2 separate regions of the Mus musculus genome follow, and region 2 is linked to region 1. Evidence: chromatin loops called from intact Hi-C (ENCODE). Cell type or tissue: gastrocnemius. All regions are shown on one strand. Links, peaks and the distances in the headings refer to the core of each region. The heading gives the core; the rest is flanking DNA.

What was found. A loop is a pair of places that touch in the nucleus more often than their neighbours do. Peaks named below come from ENCODE experiments on the same cell type or tissue, not always from the same donor. Only the 100,000 strongest peaks of a DNase experiment are listed, where the experiment ranks them.
Region 2: a loop joins it to region 1, with 1.8 times the contacts of the local background. A loop is called at or near these places in 5 of 42 quality-filtered maps.

Annotation. Positions count from the first base shown.
Region 1 is chr14:14,018,462-14,021,267 of GRCm38, reverse strand. All of the region lies in intron 3 of Atxn7 (ataxin 7), which reads right to left. Among named protein-coding and RNA genes, the nearest start is that of Atxn7, 7.4 kb to the right of the region's middle. In gastrocnemius, for the core only: a CTCF peak has its summit at 1,594; a DNase peak (open chromatin) is centred at 1,571.
Region 2 is chr14:14,066,792-14,069,597 of GRCm38, reverse strand. All of the region lies in intron 4 of Atxn7 (ataxin 7), which reads right to left. It also overlaps the pseudogene Gm31222. Among named protein-coding and RNA genes, the nearest start is that of Psmd6, 53 kb to the left of the region's middle. In gastrocnemius, for the core only: no CTCF peak of the experiment used is centred there; a DNase peak (open chromatin) is centred at 1,624; H3K4me3 peaks cover 1,900 bases; H3K27ac peaks cover 2,500 bases.

The DNA.
Region 1 (2,806 bases), core at 161-2,660:
AAGGATGTTTGTATGAAATGAAGTGTCTGGAGTCTAACAGTACAAATTACAAAGATGTTATGTATCAAAGTGTCCTAATGAAGTCCACTATGTAGTATTCTAACTAACTTAAAAATGCAATGGAAAGAGCCAGGAAAACAAGAAGCTGCAGGAAAGCACAGCCAAGCCAGCATCATATGCAGGTCATGGGCACAGTGATCTGCGCACGCTGCTCACTCTTTCCTCATGACAGAATGTACGAGAACCTGTCAAAGCGAGTGGAGTGCTGCTCCAGCAGGTGGATCTGCATGGTCTCCACCAGCCGAGTCACTCAGGGAGGCTTGGGTCAGCATGGGTTATGCTGGACGTTATGCGTTTTAGCAAGCACAAAACCCTAAGACACTGTCACCTTTTTAAAATCAAAACACACATTTGCCTCCGAATAGAGCCTTGCTACTCAATCCCAAGAGGAAACTTGGGCTCCTCTAAGGTAGCTAAAGGACAGAAAGGCTATGTATGAAGAGTTTACCTGGGAAAAAACTCACAAAACGTCTATCATCCTGCTCCTGAATATTAGGGACTCTGATAGCAGCATAATAACCTAAGCATCACTGCCATGGCCCAGGGCTCCTGAAGACCCGGCAATGAACATTCTACTGCTCTGCATGTGAGTCACTCTAGGAAAGCAATGACACGTGGAAAAGTGGACAAGAGTTTGGGACTGGGCAAGGGCTGCAATGGTGTCCTTAACTCACTTATGTGGCGTTCTTATTGGTGTGTTAGTCAGCAGAAGGCAATTTGAAAACATAAAAATAAATGATTTTAATGTAAACAAGACATGGTTGGGCGTGGCAACACACATCTTTAATTCCAGCACCCAGAAGCATAGTCAGGAGGCTTTCTTCTAGACTAGTCAAGGGTACATGATGAGACCCTGCCTATTTTTTTTTAACAAAAAAACTAGATCTAACAAGAAACCTTAAGCATAGCCTTTTTTCCTCTCCATACATTTCCTTCTATCCCACATTCCTCCAACGGTAAATAAACTCTTCGCTCAGGAACACTGCTTTCTACCCTTAACACAAAAAGCTTGAAAGGAAATGTCAATCATGTTCAGTGGAAGGGGTGCACTTTCATCAACCGTGGAACTTACAAAGACAAGGTCATCTGGCTTCTCCCGTAATGGACCAGACAGTAAATAGCTGAGATCATAGGCTGTATGGTCTTTGCTGTACCCCCACTTAATACTGTTGCTTGCTGTGTAGAGATAGCAGTCACAGATATGTAAGTATATGAGTGCCTCTGGCCATGTCCCAACACAGTTTTCCTTAGGGACAATGATACATGAATTTCACATAATTTTCACATGCCATGATATCATCTTCGAGGCTTTCTTTCAATTGTTTGGCAACATAAAAATCCATGGACTGTAGTTTGACTAGAATATCTATGTACTTAGAGGTAGGAAGGAAACCTGGAGAGGAGTGCCTGTCTGAATCTCTCCATGTTCCTTCTCCCATACATGTGAGCGCATACCCTACAGGTACAGCACTGCTCACGGGCGCTGTCTGTCAGCCAGGTATTGGATCTTATCATTGCAGTACCAATGCTCACCTGCAGAGGCTGCCTCAAGTGAGGCACTCAACAAGATCACCCCCAAGTACTCCTAAGTTCATTCGCAAACAACTATCCCCCAGGTGATTCAAAGGTGAAGAACACAGACTTCAATGTTACCTTAATAAGTTTGGTTTAAATTCCCCACTTGACATGCACTGTTACCTCCCTTGTACATGAGGGATATCAGAGAAATGGCAAGCCCACATGCCTCAGACAAAGGCACAATGGAAAGACTGCACTTTCTATAACACCAGGTGAAGCCTAAGCAATCAGACAAAAAGATGAAACACTATGAGGCCTGTGACATGCTTCAAAATAGTTCACTGTGTGGCAGAGATAAAACAAGACTGGGCCATGACTCGGTCACTGAAGTCCTCTAACGGCTAAAGGAGGCTTGCCAAAATATTTTGTTTTTCTGTGTTTCAAATCATACATAAGAAAACCTTAGTGGTGGGGACCAGACATGAGAATCTGTAGAGAAAAAGTGAAGTATTTCAGGAAAAGGATTTTATGTCTATAATGTGGTGTCTTTGACAGTACTGTAAACACACACCGATCCATTTTCAGTTCACTAACCACAAGCCATCTTTCCTTACTAGAAAAGAAAAAGGGTGTGTGCTGGACAGTTTTTGTCAACTTGATACAAGCTAAAATCATCTAAGAGGAGGGAACCTCAATTACAGAAATGCCTCCACAAGATCTGGCTGTAGGCAAGCCTGCATTCTTAATGATCAATCAGGGACTGACTGTCCAGCCCATTGAGATACTGAGAGCTCAACACCACCACATCCTTGGGCTGGTGGTATTGAGTTCTATGAAAACCGCAGGCTGAGCAAGCCATAAGAGCAAGCATGGCCTCTGCATCAGTAGCACCTTCATGTTCCTGTCCCACTTGAGTTCCTGTCCTGACTTTCTTTGATGATGAATTGTGATGTATATAATTATAAGCCAAATAAGCCTTTTTCCTCCTCAAGTTGCTTTGGTCATGGTATTCCATCATAGCAAGAGTAATAGTAGCCCTGACTAAGACAGGGTAGTACTGCTGAGATAACTCTAAAGGCTATACTCCTCACTGGGCTAGCTGGCCACAGGACCAGCTAACCTCTTTTTCCACTGTGCTCCACAGCATTCCTATTACTTAGATAAGGACATCACTTGCCACAAGTGAGGACCATCCTTCTGTGTTGCTAGAGTGATACTGTGCCTAAAT
Region 2 (2,806 bases), core at 100-2,599, 48 kb before region 1:
TAAAAACATACAAAACTACAACAGAATAAGCAAGTCAGCCAGGTGATTTACACCTGTAGTCCCTACATCAGGAAGCTGAAGTCAAAGACTCATCATGAGTTCCTGGCTACTGTGGGCTACATCAGCAACTTCAGGCTACTTTCCTATAAAATGTAAGTTTTATATCCACAAGTAAAGAGAACATTAAAACAAAAAACAAAAAACAAAAACTAGTAAACCTGATAATTACATGAGTTGATTTGATTTTCTTGCTTTTTACTTTTTTGTTTTTTGAGGACAGGGTTTTTCTGTGTAGCCCTTGCTATCCTGAAACTCATTCTATAGATAAGGCTGACCTCAAACTTTTTTTTGCTTTTTCAAGGCGAAAACTTTTGTGCAAGTCTCATCTTCCAGGTCGAGGAGGAGGCTTGACTCCAAAAGGCAAGGGACTAAGAGCAGCACCTGCTGAGTGTTGTGCTCAGTCTGTCTCAGGAATCTCCAATCCTGCAACCTTATTATTCCATCTTATCTGGACAGAGGATGACAGCAAAACCTAATGAATTACATGGTGGCAACAACAGCCCTCAGTCAGACACTACTTAAAAGACCCCCACCTCCACACCGCTCAGCCTGGAGTGAAGCTGGGGTGCTTCCTTGGTGACCCTTTGTAAAGCTTTTTCCTAAACAGAAAGTGACAGCTGTCTACAAATGAAAGGCCACCAGTGACAGCAAACAAAACCAGAGAGCACAGCGCTAACTAACTAACTAGGCAGTTTTAGATACTTCCTATTTTGATTAAAGTTTCAAGATCTATTTATCTTTAAATAACTGGGGGACCTGTTTTAACTTGAACTGAAACCACCCAGTCAAGCTCATTATTTGAAGAAGGAATGAAATTTGTGCCCAGTAAAAACTGAAGAACTTGTGGTCATCTTCCTCCTGGCCCAAAGCACAGTTCTGTTGGTGCTCTTAGAACGTAACTGAACAAAAGTCAGTATTGGGAGTCAGAAACTGTAATGTTATTCACTCCATTCTAGCTGCTGAATGTCGTTCCAAGGTTGCTGTCTGTATTTTGAAGTTGTTCTTCACAGTGCTCTGTTTGAAATTTACTGTGAATTTGAAGTACCGGGACAAAACAGCTTTCAAACACATTTCTACAGGAAACACTGAGATGTCTGTCATGAAACCTCACTCACCACAAGATTAAAAAGCAAAACAAAACAGAGGGTGTTACAAGGCTCTTCCATTTTTAGAGGGGAGTACCCAGTGCTTTCTCAGTGTTTTGAAATCCAAGAGCTGTTTGTTCGGTGCAAACCTCAGCATTTTCCAAAAGTTAATAGCAAACTCAACTCCTGCCTGCATTTGAACTTTGGCCAGATCACTCAAATGACATTTCAGAATGGCTCCTGCAGACAGCTTGCAGCAGTTAATCCCTCTTGCTGAGATTAGCACTGATCCCCCCCCCCCCCAGCACTGCAGAGCTCCCTCCCTCTAGCACTTGAGCAGCAGAGTCTTCCCCTCCGAGCCTGTTAGCAGTAAGGACAAACGCCCGAAGGAAGAGACGCTTCCATAACTCTTCCAGACTCAGCCCAGCTCTATGCGAGGGAGCAGAGTCCTAACCTACCTTCTACAAGTTTATTTAGAACCAGGCCCCAGGCCAAACACAGCTTGTGAAGACTACCAGGAAGCACTCACCCAGCGGAGCTCTTGGCTCCGTGCGGAGGAAGGGCTGCTCTGAAGAGGCTTCTGGCTGGCTACCTTCTCTTCAGAGCTCTGCTGTGCTTCAGTGCAAACCTGCATCATGATGTGGGTCTGCCTACCAACTCCAAATATGCTCCATGTTTGGGCTTATGTAACATTTGCTACTACTATACAAACCACTTGAATTACAAAGGTCCTGGCAGATCAAGAGAAAACAGTGGGTGGAGTCTAATTTCATCTAATAAGGTCATAGACGGCATGCCAGCTGGTATAAATTAATTCCTCTATATCAGTGATTCTCAACCTTCCTTTCGTTATATAGTGGTGACTCCCCAACAATAAATTAAATTAAATTAATAAATAAAATAAAAATTTTGTTGCTGCTTGTAACTACAATTTTGCCACTGCTGTAAATATCTGATATACAGAATATATGATATGTGGCCCCTGTGAAAGGGTCAGGACCAACAGGTTGAGCTTCACCGCTCCACATGAAAGGAGACACAATTTGTCAGAACTGAAGATGGAATTTATAAATGTAGTCTGCTGAAATGTGAATTACTCAACATTGTTACTATCTGACTAACTTTAGAGTAGCAATGTAACTGCTGCGATTACTTTAAAAAAAAAAAAAGCATAGGCCTAATTATAAAACCTGAGGAATTATGGTATTTCTAAAATATCAGTAGCCTTTCCCCTATACTAGCTAGACTTACTAAGTGTCAAACCTATTAAACAAACTTTTCCTTCCTAGACCATGTAACAATAATCTGGACCTGTCTGGATACTTATTTTCACAATCTGTACAATACCCTGTGCTTATTGTCCGGCTGGGAATCCAATCCCTGGATTGCAGAACTCCTCTACTTCCTCTTTTCTTTCTTTTCTTTTCCTTCCTTCCTTCCTTCCTTCCTTCCTTTCTTTTTTGTTTTTCAAGACAGGGTTTCTCTGTATAGCCAGTCCTCTCTGTCCTGGAACTCACTCTGTAGATCAGGTTTGCCTTGAACTCAGAGATCGACCTGCCTCTGCCTCTGCCTCTGCCTCTGCCTCTGTCTCTGTTGTGATGGGATTAGAAGTGTTTACCACATTCTTCTTCTAATACAACTGCCTTCTGTGGATCCTTATA